Linked DNA regions of Homo sapiens: region 1 is linked to region 2. A link is a contact called in ENCODE Hi-C or POLR2A ChIA-PET data. All regions are on one chromosome and are shown on one strand. Each heading gives the region's core, a stretch centred on a gene start or an enhancer-like site at or near the end of the contact. The rest is flanking DNA. Distances are from core to core; before and after follow the strand shown. Region 1 overlaps ARHGAP42 (Rho GTPase activating protein 42). Region 2 overlaps ARHGAP42 (Rho GTPase activating protein 42).

Region 1 (6,491 bases), core at 648-3,147, 74 kb after region 2:
GTAAGTGTTGTTCCAGGGAAAGTGAACTAGGAAAAGGTAATATTATGATGCTTACGTTTCTGAAGGAATATTCCTTTTTTCTCATTTCTCAAACTTTAATTGGGTAGAATTATGTATGAGAAATGCTCCTCCTTTAATGATCTCTTCTTAACCTTACTGTAGCCGTGCTGATCCTTACCTCATCATTATATTATTTCAAGTAAGCATTTCATAAGCCAAGAACAATCATCATTATTCTACTGAAGTTGACTTTTTATCACACACATAAACATGGCATCAGCACAATACTGAAACCGTGTTTGGGGATGCAATAGACAGTGCGTATCACTTTTCAAAAAAGATTTTAATAGGGAAAATAACTACTTTTGAAGATATAGAAATTAGAAAATATGAAAATAATACGTAGGCTACGTGGTTCCACTGTAACTTAAGGCTCCTAGGCTACAGATCTATACAGGATATCACTGTACTGAATACTGTAGGTGATTGTAACACAATGGTAAGCATCTGTGTATCTAAACATATTAAACACAGAAAAGGTAATGTGTTGTACTGCAATGTCACAACAGCTATGACATCACTAGGTGACAGGAATTCTTCAGCTCCATTATAATCTTATGGGACCTCTGTAGTATATGCAGTCTTGTTGACCATATATACCGTGTTGTGGTCATAATGTGGCTGTTATGTGTTATGTATTTATTCAAAAAACACCTATATTAAACAACAAATAGTGGTAAAGAGTGCTAACTATACAAGATCTCTTTTATCTAGTTATTAAAGCATGTCTTTTAAACATGTATCTGTTAACCTATAACATTTCCAATTAAATATGTCTTTTCCAATATTGAAAAGATTAAATTCATTTGTACTTCTTTATACTTAAACTTAATTTTACACATGTAAGGCTTTCTGGTTTCTGAGTTTCCCTAACAACATTGGCACAAACTTCTACTCTAGCACTGGTGACAGTTTTAGCTTCACAAGTCTATCTGGGAGATAGTAGCTTTCTTTTTTTTTTTTTTTTTTTTTTTTTTGAGATGGAGTCTCGCTCTGTCACTCAGGCTTGAGTGCAGTGGCAGGATCTCAGCTCACAGCAACCTCCGCCACCCAGGTTCAAATGATTCTTATGCCTCAGTCTCCCAAGTAGCTTGGATTACAGACGTGTGCCACCATGCCTGGCTAATTTTCATATTGTTAGTAGAGACGGGGTTTTACCATGTTGGCCAGGCTGGTCTTAAACTCCTGACCTCAGGTGATCCACCCACCTCGGCCTCCGAAAGTGCTGGGATTACAGGTGTGAGCCACTGCGCCTGGCCAGGAGATAGTAGCTTTCTATGGTGCTAGACTGTGAAAGATTCTAGGGATGAACCTGAACACTGAATGAATGATCACAAAATGTTAGCTATAAACATTATTTGCTAACAAGAGCAACAGCATTCATGGTGCATGCCATTTATATTTAGTCATGTATTCATAACATTTCAGTCAGCAATGAGTCACATACATGATATTGATCCCATAAGATTATAATGGAGCTAAACAATTCCTATCGCCTAATGACATCATAGCTGCCTTAACATCATAGTGCAATACATTACGTGTTTCTGGTGATGCCAGTGCAAACAAATCTGTGCTGCCCATCTGTGGAAGTATGGCACATAGAATTGTGTGTAATACGTAGCACTTGATCATGATAATGAACACCTTTGTTATTGGTTTATGTATTACTATACTTTTGATCATTATTTTAGAGTGTATACTTCTACTTATAATGAAGTTAACCATAAAACAGTCTCAGGCATGTTCTTCAGAAGGCATTCCATGTATACAATGTTTGCACGATGACAAAATCGCCTAACGATCCATTTCTCAGAACACATGCCCATTGTTAAGCAATGCGTAATTACGTATTTGGCTCCAGGCAGTGGTATGTTGGTAAAAAGTTAACCACTGGCACTCAGGTGCATGTTGTATGCACATGCATGCATACATGTGCCTATGTATGTGTGAGAAATCTGATTGGTAGTGCTTGCTGATCTTCACTGAGTAAATCCTCCCACCTTGGCTGATTTCAACACAAGGTCACTTACCCAGTGCAGGTTGGGAAGAGATGAGCACAAAGGTTCTGTGAGCCACTATGAGCCTGCTTTAACACACTGCTGGCCCCAGACCTAATTTTCCTTAATTTCTCCCTGTATTAGTTAGATCATTCTCTGCTTTATTTATGTACATCTGTATCCTGCATAGTTCCTTCCTTCTTTCCCTCTTCTCTCCTGTCCTCCTCTTTATTCCCATTCTCCCCCATTAATGCACAACTACAATAAGTAATTTAAGAAATTGCATATATATTGGGATATCTTCCATTTTTCTTAAACTTTTAGCAATCTGCTATTATCTAAATACTGAACAATTATGATTAAATTATATTAACGTTCAGCTACTAAAATGCAATTGCTATAAAATATGACTGGGAATTTATTTAATGCATTTTATTTGCTTTTAAACTTGCAAAGGCTATCAGAAGTTTGCTTAAATTCACGAATGAATAATTTATAACAGATGAATGATTTTATTTTTTCAACCCAAAGATACTTAGTAGGGAATACCAAGAAGAATAGAGCAAAATTAGCCAGAAGAAATAGCATTAAGCGGGAGGAAGGGAGTGATATAAATTATCACTTTGCTGAAGCTCCCTCCCCTTGCTCCCATACACAAAGCCACTTTCCCCCACTCTAAGTTAGGGGTTAGAACATGTAAAAAGAAATATTTTTGAGGCCCTAATTAGCTCAGCTTGGGATGTACAGTGTCTCTGATTTTTGAGGTGGGAGAATGGGAGGAGGTGTATTTTCATGAACATGAGGATATTGACATAAATGGGGCAACTGTGTTACAGGAATATTTTTGGCCATCTTCTATAGTACTAACAAACATAGGAACATCACTGGAGTGGTCTAATTGTGCCACCAGAGGTACAAAGTTCAGCAGACCCTGGTGTTTCCTTAGAATGTGCAAAGGTAGAGGACTGGCTGAAGTAACCTTACCAGTATCCCCGAAGAACATTTTTACCTAGTCAAATGCAGGAGCGAGTATTTAACCTGTTGGAATGAAACAACTTCAGGGTGCAACATTTCTTAAATCTCTCTCTGAGAATACAGGTTCTGAATGACATAATTTAAATATCTTCCCTGTGTGACCTTTGAGTTAATATAGTCTTTTAAAAAATTCTATAAAATTGCTTTCTTAAATGCATACATTTTGGTCAAAATCAAAAAAGTATTTTTTTAAAAGTGAATGTATATGCAGGTCATTTGGAGTAATTATTTTAAGCAGCTTTTAAGATGTCAATCCTAATTTGACCTTTCACATATCTTGATATTTATAGTTGAAAAGAAGTTTGACTTTGTTTTCTGACTGTTTTTAGCCTCCAATATTAAAGGGTTATAAATGAAAAAGCAGTAATCAGGCTGGTGATAAGTAGATAAGTGGGGAGGCAATATGCTATGGTTAAGTCTGGTATTTGAAAATGTTTCCACAATGCTTAAATGTTTAAAAAGTGTTCTTACTTTAATCCCCCATTAGAGATTGCTGGGTAGAAAGGAATAAAACAAAAGTAGTTTCAGAACAAGAAGAAGGATACAATAAATAACCTACCTTTGTGGTTCAAATAACTTAGTACACAAATAGTTTCATTTGTTACCACCTAGAGTTATGATGTTAATTACATCACAGTGGATTATATGAAATTTTACAATCTACTCTCCTCTCCCACTTCCTCTGCTAGATTCTGTGAAAATGGTCAATTCCTTCTTGGTTGAATGGTTTTCCATTCCTCCACCTTATGAGTATAGATGGTTTTATTTAAAAAATAGCAAACTTTAATTTGATTTATACATTCAGCAGTAGTTATAAACTCTAGAAGTAGAGAGGATTGCTTGCCATTTTACCCCTATTAACTGCTCTTCTACAGTTAATAAGCTTTGACATCAAGTATGTGCTAGTGAGATTTCACTCTTATACTAAAACTCCAATAGCAGCTTCCTAATTCATTGAAAAAAAAAAATCTAGAGCACTGCAATTGGCCTACTCAAAAGAAAGAATTTAATGGGCAATTAATGCTTTATTAATAAGTTTTTATGATCATTAGACATAAAGTAAAAAATTTAAGCTTTATAAGCAGGTCATGAGATAAGGACATATTATCATCTTTATTATATAGAAAAGAAAACTTAGTTTGAGTAACTCGATCAAGATTGCATAGTTGTCATGGTTAGGCCAATTAATTAAAAATAAATGGGAGTATTCTCCTGAGAGTGTATTGCTTCTGCTTATCTTCTGAAAAAGAAGAGGCTATTCATATAGCACAATTCTCCAGAAACTTAAATTAATTTTCCCAATATATTTCCATAGGAAAAGTATTATTGCTGGTAAAAATGGAGAAAGATGAAAGTTATATTAAATTCAAGTAAGAGTTAGATCTAACTGATGAGGTCCAATGGGGTGGGATTCATAGTGGAACTCTGTCACTAAGTAGATCCAAAACATTCAAATGCTGAAGCAGCAAGTGATGTTCAAGTCAGAATTAATTGAATGACTAGTATCCAGATAGCCTTACATAGCATTTGTTTTTAGATGACAATATGTTTTTTTCAGTCGTTTGCTCACATTAAAGTGTATGAAGTAAAATGTATTCAGTCCTTGACTTCTGATTACTTATTAATGCAAGACGTGCTCGTGTATCCATCCTCTATACCTCGTGTGAGTTTTGGCCATTGAGATCTAGTTTAGTGGTGCTGTGGATTTGCTGACCTAGAGAAGAATGTCTATATTATGTAGCTATAGAGAGTTAAATTGGCCAGTACCAGGGAGTGAACCCCAGGCTAGCACCCCAGTTCCCCACCCCTTGCCAGAACTTCTTTCTAAGAAGCTATTGAGGAAGGAAGAACTAGATACAGTTTGGGACAAGGCAGAGAAGAGATGCTTGCTTGTAATCAATCACAAATTAGAACTGTGATGTGATTTTCAGCTGTGATGTGATTCAGTTGCAAATATGAATGGGAAAATAACCCATTCTTTTACGTCGAAGACGGTGTAGATAGCTTCTGCATCGATTATGATCATTTCACTTATTATTACCTACCTTTGTGGTCTTTCCACTTTGTATTGATTGTTTATATTGACATCTCAACAGGAAATTATTTTTGCAATGAACTGTACCATTTATGTTTTTTGTTGTAAATAGTGTAGCGTATTATAGCCTTAAGCAATTGCTTTAAATAGTACTTTAGAATATCAGAAGTATTGCTTTAAATAGTACTTGAGAATATATAACTAAATCTTTGCATCAAAACTGAGTGTTTTATTGCTTTGAAAATGAGAGGTAAGGAATTGTAATTTTTCTGACATTCGGATGTGTTAGCTAATGAGTTGCAAGATAATGGGACATATAGTCATTAATTAGTGATGAGCTGTGACTGGCACCAACATCACTGGATTTTAATCAAAACCTGGAAAGGGAAGTAGTGTAAAAATAAAATTGTTAAGAGACATACCTTTCAGATTTATTTTATTCCATTGCTACTTTTTTTAATGAATAAGTGTGGCAAGATTATCAGCAGTGAAAAGCAAGCACTGAAAATTCCTATCAGATAGCACTTGAAAATGCATGATCCATAGAAAATTATAATTCATGATTATGTGGGGGAAAAAAAGGAAATCCAAACATATTTGGAGAATCATTCTTCAAACCACATAAAAGCGTTTCTAGCCATTACTTTTGAATGATTTATGTGCACCCCCTTGTGGCTATTTATTAGAACCACTTGAAATAGCAAAAGAAAGTGACAGGAAACTTAATTGCCTGACTTAAATAACCTACCCACAGTAAAATGCATGGTAAATGCTATATTGTAAAGTATTACCAAATATCAGATTTGCTTTTCTTCTACTGAAAATAAGTGAAATCACCAGTAATTGTTTTTTACTTTAAATGTAAACCAATATCTATAAAAATAAGTTGTTCAAAGCCAAGGTTTAGGTAATGGCTAGTAATTATAAGTTAATTGTTTCTTAATTACCATAATAAGGTATCTTCAATAATTTATCTTATCAATATTTAGGGAGAGTCTTAAAATTGATTTTGTATTTTTTCTAAAGCATCTTAGTAAAGTCATGCAAAGTTGCACATTCCACAGATACTGTGGGATCCTGAATCTCCTGAACTCTGACTTGATTTTTCCCCCAAGTATTACCCTTTTGGAAGGAATTTCATCAAGCCTGTTTTGTGAATCCGGATGAAAGAGTTCCATATGAGCAAAAATTGCATTTCTCTACATTTATTTTTTAACTTTGCAAGGTTTGTCACCATCGTTGTACTCTAATTCACATTTTAAATAAGGGTTTCCTACCCTTTATATGACATTTTCCTTTCTTATGCAGTAGCAACAGTAACTCTTTTAATCCTACCAAAATTTTAACACCTTCTTGACTTC
Region 2 (6,341 bases), core at 3,222-5,721:
TATTTATTTTGAGACAGAGTCTTGCTCTGTCACCTAGGCTGGAGTGCAGTGGCATGATCTCGGCTCACTGCAACCTCCGCCTCCTGGGTTTGAGTGATTCTCATGCCTCAGCCTCCTGAGTAACTGGGATTATAGGCGTATGCCACCATGCCCAGCTAATTTTTGTATTTTTAGTAGAGATGGGGTTTCCCCATGTTGGCCAAGTTGGTCTCAAACTCCTGACCTCAGGTGATCCACCTGCCTCAGCCTCCCAAAGTGCTGGGATTACAGGTGTGAATCACCATGCCCAGCCTTCACTTAGTTATATTAAGCTATAAATTCCATGAAGGCAGAAGCCAGATTTTTTTCTTTTTCAACCCTTTTAGCCTTAGCGCTTGACCCAGATCCTAATAGTAGACCCTCAGATAAATTGTTCACTAAATGACATAATTTTCCTTATAAACTTTAATATTTTTCACTTATGTACATATTTTTCTAATACAATGATATATATAATTTGGTATTTTTTTCTTTGGAAAGAGGATTATAGCAAATACTCCTGGGTTTCCACAGATGATATAATTTTAATGGCTTCATGAGTTTATTTCATCAGGTTCATATACATGAATTTATGAAATAGTCCCTATAGTATGTTCAGGTTACTTCTGGTTGACCCTTTACCTGTTATTGTTAAGAGTACAGAAAACATCTTTCTGTATGTTTCCATTTCCATTAAGCTTCTTACTTAAAAGACATCTTGAAGTCACACATACATGTAGTAACTGCAGACGTAGGGTTTTTAATCACTATGCTACGCAGCCTTCTAGGCAGATGTTAGGTAATTTCCCCAAGTTGTAGTGAACTTGATATCTCAACAGTGGTTTGTTTGACTCTTTCCACTTTGGCTAATTGAACATTGTTGTGCAGCTGTTGCAGATTAGATTCGAGAGGTGTGAATTGATCAGTAGGTGAAGGCTTACAAGCAATGATTATTACATTAAATTTTAATGCTATGTGGGCTTTGTGAAGTTAAATCTCAGGTTGGAGATCAGGAGATGAAGAATCTACACAAGCAGATGTAATGTTGCTTGCTAATTTTAAATCAGGAGACTTATTTAAACCCTTTGCACTCGGAATCTGATTTAAATAGCAATGCTATTAGGAAAACTTAGAGCAAAATGACTTACAAGTATAAAATATTTCTGGAACAACTCCTGTAAAAATATAGATATGTTTCAATATCCTATTCAACACTTTTTACCCTTTACCTGAGCTCCCACATATACTCTAAACAGTTAAAAATAAATTATGTAGATAATAAAGAAGTAGTAGGAGGAGGCTCTGAAGAATCATTGCTGACCTGGAAGATTATGAGATTACACCAAGCTGTTCTACAAAGGACAATAAACTGGAAAATGTATCCCTGGGACTAACGTGTGTGTCTGGAGTGGGTGGAGCATAAGGATCACGCTTGTCCACCTTCATTGGCTTCAGTTCTACGTGGGACGGTACAGCGTTTTCACTGTCTTTACCTTGTTGAAGCCTGAGTTCCAACGACTTCTTTATTGCTCTGATTTAATGAAAGAGGAATGAGGTAGGGACAGCTGTGACTCTGAGCAGCGAGCAATAGCCCCACAACACTCTCAGCTGGAGTAGGCTTGAGACCTACTGATGACATAGCCACAAAATACTGTGACTTACAAAGAAGCTCATCTTTTGTATGTGGGTCATGTCAGTGCAAAATGACTTGAAAAGTAAGACATCGGCAGGCTTTCTGTGTGTAAGTTGGTGGTGGGAATGGGTAGGAAGGGAAGAGGAAGATGAATAAAGATGTCTGCTTTCATTGCGCTTACAGTGGAAGAGGATAAAAAAAGGTTTTGGGCAAAGTAAGGAAGAGAAGGTGGTGTTATTCTATCAGTATAATTGCCTAATTATGAAAGTTGTTCTGGGAGGGTGTTTGATGTGTAGGCCCATGTCTGGCCTGTACATCTGTCCCAACGCTTCACTGGTTCCCTCTGCCTCCACCCTTTTGGCCTGTGCTTGCTGGGTTTTTTGTTTTGTTTTGTTTTGCGCCAGTGACACACTGCTGGCTTGGAAGGAGGCAAAATGGGATTCGTTGTTCGAGACCCAGTGGGGAATTCCTGTGGCTCAGAGAGCAGGTCAGGACTGAAGTTCCAAGCAGGGCAGTGTCCTGCACTTTTTTTTTTTAGCACCTCCCTTTTCATTGAAGAGCATCAAGAGGCCATTGCCCTCCCTTCTCTAAGGATAAATGAGCTGCAGGTGAGCTTTGGCCTGTTCCCTTTCATCTGCTCACTGCAGTGCTGGGTGAGTGGGAAGTGGCCTATTGAGTCCATCCACATAACTTCCCACAGCTGCACTAACTGCCCACTTTTTATTTGGCTTTGGTGTTTTGAACTGAGTAAGGAAGACATTGAGTTAGGAGTACAGTGCTAGACACGCGGGGCTCAGAAATTGGTGATGGAGGGGAGAAGAGTGACTATAAACCGGTATAAGATAGATTCAAGCTTCCTCTCATATATATTTATAGGGGTAGACCAAATACAAAAAGGTACCATCATTTAACTATAATTACACAAGTAATATGTATGTAAATACAAAAACAATACCCATTGCATCAGTCCTGGAGCACACTCTTGCATGGGAATTGATAACGTTCCAACATGAGTTATTTGCCCAGCCTTAAAACCTTACTGATAGGAAATAAAAGGTTATTTGTGCAGAAACTAAAATCATATTCTTTTGAAAACACTGTTTATGGTGGGTTAGTTCAAACGGCTGGATGTCCAAAGATACTACTGTGAATCTGCCTATGAGACGGGTTGTTTAGCTGCATTGATTTAGCACATTAGTGTATAGGATAATAAAAGACTTTAAGTCTGAGCACATCACTTGAGAATTTTTAACCACACCAAAGCTGGAGTATGCAAGTTACTCTATTTTGTTTTTGTATTAAGTACTTATAATTTGAAATCATTTTAAATCAAAGATTAAAAATGAGAAGACCTCTAGGTTTTAAAAAAATTTAGATATTGTGGCCGGGTACGGTGGCTCACGCTTGTAATCCCAGCACTTTGGGAGGCTGAGGCGGGCGGATCACCTGAGGTTGGGAGTTCGAGACCAGCCTGACCAACATGGTGAAACCCCATCTCTACTCAAAATACAAAATTAGCCAGGAGTGGTGGTGAATGCCTGTAATCCCAGCTACTTGGGAATCTGAGGCAGGAGAATAGCTTGAACCTGGGAGGGGGTTGTTGCGGTGAGCTGAGATCGTGCCATTGCACTCCAGCCTGGGCAACAAGAGCAAAACTCCATTTCAAAAAAAAAAAAAGTTAGATATTGTTAGTCAAACTGAACTAGTGCCAATAAAAATGTTAGTCATTAATATGAGGCAAAGTTTATTCATTCTATGTAATCTTGGAAACCATTGGAAAGTCCAGTTGCGATTGTGCGTAAACAGCTTGGTTAGTGATGTTGTGTGATGACCTAGACTCTCAGGAAAGTCTTGAACAGTATGAGCTTTGGACTCAAGAGATTAAACATTTACCAAGAAGGAGAGTCACTTTGCTAGTAAATATTTTTGGTGGAGACTTCATTCCTTTAGACACACCTAAACAGAAAATTCCTGTGGTAGTGACAGGCAATACACTACCATTTGTCAACTAAGGTAATAGCTCCAAATTAGGAGTGGAGAAATGAGTCAGTCAGTTAGGTAGTTTGGATCAAACTATATTTTTTAACAATCCCCCAGCTATTTCTGACATAACTAGTGTATTGCTGGTCCCTTGTTTACTCCATTTTAAATGCAGATATGCAGACATAGCAACAAGGATAGTGCCTAATAGTTAGCATCGGCCGGGCACAGTGGCTCACTCCTGTAATCCCAGCACTAGCACTTTAGGAGGCCTAGGCAGGCAGATCACCTCAGGTCAGGAGTTCAAGACCAGCCTGGTCAACATGGTGAAACCCCATCTCTTCTAAAAATACAAAAATGAGCTGGGCATGATGGCACGTGCCTGTAATCCCAGCTACTCGGGAAGCTGAGGCAGGAGAACCACTTGAACCCGGGAGGTGGAGGTTGCAGTGAACTCAGATTGCACCACTGCACTCCAGCCTGGGCAACAAAGTGAACACTGTCTCAAAAAAAAAAAAAAAAAAAACACGAAGAGCATGTCGCATTTTAAAAAAGAAGCTGTTTTATGGAAATGCTTGTACGAATCGTACATGTACTGATTGATGGATGAGAGCTCGAACATGAACCAAGTTTTGTGTACAGCATTGGCTGAGGTGCCCTGACATTTTTACTTCTTGTTCTGTCTTTAGGAGAATGTGTTGAAAGGTGAAGGTATAGCAGGTTAAAATAGTGGCAATTCAAGTCACAGGGGCTTTACTATGTCTTCCTGTGCTGGCAGTGCTTTGCCAAGGTGCAAATATTTATTGTTTGATTACCTCTCTGAGGCTGGGTGTGCATCAGTGGGTTACTGTGGTGAGGTGACTCACATTGATCTGTAGATAGAAGCCTGAGAGTGATCTTGGATACCTGATCTGAGGGTGTCAAGAAGAATTTTTTCAAGGGAGTGGTTGGAAAATCTCATTCAGTTTCTTTGTTAGAAGAGTGACTGTGTAAAAAGGCATAAAATTTTTACTTACTTTGAAGATGCGTCTGTTAGGTCAAATGGAAAGGTAATATTTGATTCTGTTTCCCAAATGAGAAATAGGAATATAGTCTAGGGTGGAAAGTATGGGAAACAATTTACTTTTTGTATTTGGAAAGGATTCCTCTATAGTGTAGAAACACTTTGAGAGATAATAGCTTTTGTTTCAGGTTAAAAATCATAACTGCCATAATAAATGCAGAAAATGCATTCAAAAGATCATTAATAATTTTTCTTAAAAAAAAGACCTATTTTCTTTTTTGACTTAAACAAATTCAATGATTAAATTATTGAAAATGCTTCTGTGAAAATTTTCTTCAGAATTTGGTCATGAGTACAAATATGCATTTTTACAGTTTACTCAATATTTGTCTAGTGGTATTGTGATACAAAAGGTAGAACTGGGCGGGGTGTGATAGTTCACACCTATAATCCTAGTGCTTGCAGAAGCCATGGCGGGAGGAATGCTTGAGACCAGGAGTCCCAGACCATCCTGGATGAGGCCCCAGTTCTATAAAAAGTAAAAATTTAGCCAGGCATGGTGGCATGCACCTATAGACCTAGCTACTCAGGAGGCTGAGGCTGCAGGATCCCTTGAGCCCAGAAGCTGAGGTTACATTAAACTATGATCACACCACTGTACTGCAGCCTGGGTAACATGTTGAGACCCTGTCTCTTAAGAAAAAAAAAAAAGAAACGGTGAAGTTGTTTGTAGCCATGAGATTCTTCTTGGGCATTTTTAGGAAAAATTTCTAAACCAAAGGCAATGCCATTATCAACCACAGCTGAACTCTTCTAAAAGAGACCTGTGATATTTTATTAAATTTGAGGAAGTAAACTACCTTCTCATTTGCTGAATCAAAAAAAAAATATCCATCATTCTTTACAGACCCTCATTACAACCACTTAAATGTGGTTATATAAATCAGGAAGTCGTGTATTAAAGTGGAACATTTCTAAATGCCTAAATTGTTTATACAAATAACATTTTCTTTTTAACTCTGCAGAGGAAGCATATTTTACTTTTTAATAGCTCTCAGTTGGACAATTGAATTATTGTTTTCCTGTTTTTTTTTTAAACCACCCTTATTTTTGTACCCACACAGAAACCACCCACAATTAATGATGGAAGCAGCTGGGAAAGTTGCACATTTCAGGTGGTGTTCCTCTCTTAAAAAAAACACGCTGCTTGAGAGAGATGCTTTTATCATATTAGCTGTGTATTTTGAAGCACTTTATTTGACTTAATTTGAAATTCAAAAGCTTAGGTGTTTCATATTTCAGGCTTCGAGTTAAAAAACAACCTGAAAACTTGTCATGTCACAAGCCTGGAAAGAAATTTATTTTTTAACTGATGGATAGACATTAATCCCCTAAAACCTCATTCTTTTTTTGTGACTTTGTTCTGCCCAACAAAAAATAGCCCAGTCTTTTGTACAGAGGGCTCACTTGCTTATCACTTGTAGCAAATTATATGCTCTTTGAGGTCTGAAAGTTTTACTCATATTCCTATTCCTTCGTAGTACTTTAGAGCTTTATTTGTAGCAAAGATTTAATATTTGTAGAGTGAACAACCACAGCTGTAAAAGCTATTAAACTTTTACAGAAATGAATCACTTTAGGGTAAATAGAATTTTAGAGCCTTATATTAACAATAATATATATACTGGCTGGGTGCAGTGGCTCACG

What was found. Hi-C counts contacts between places; a loop is a spot of excess contacts on that map. ChIA-PET counts read pairs that join two places held with the same protein, here RNA polymerase II (POLR2A). Pooled maps may share reads with other maps.
Region 1: a loop to region 2 is called in a map of PC-3, with 8 times the contacts of the local background. The contact joins two enhancer-like sites. A Hi-C loop is called at or near these places in 6 of 168 maps with a recorded cell type or tissue (Caco-2, Calu3, PC-3 and 2 more) and 3 of 50 pooled maps. POLR2A ChIA-PET finds 5 or more read pairs at or near these places in 3 of 52 experiments (PC-3, PC-9 and Panc1).

Annotation. Positions count from the first base shown.
Region 1 is chr11:100,849,863-100,856,353 of GRCh38, forward strand. All of the region lies in intron 3 of ARHGAP42 (Rho GTPase activating protein 42), which reads left to right. Among named protein-coding and RNA genes, the nearest start is that of SNORD13I, 81 kb to the right of the region's middle. Within about 2 kb of position 1,898, at least 2 of the 41 ENCODE cell types and tissues checked have a DNase peak (open chromatin) inside an H3K27ac peak, as active enhancers do; they include PC-3, where a contact is called at or near this core.
Region 2 is chr11:100,772,845-100,779,185 of GRCh38, forward strand. All of the region lies in intron 2 of ARHGAP42 (Rho GTPase activating protein 42), which reads left to right. Among named protein-coding and RNA genes, the nearest start is that of ARHGAP42-AS1, 88 kb to the left of the region's middle. Within about 2 kb of position 4,472, at least 7 of the 41 ENCODE cell types and tissues checked have a DNase peak (open chromatin) inside an H3K27ac peak, as active enhancers do; they include PC-3, where a contact is called at or near this core.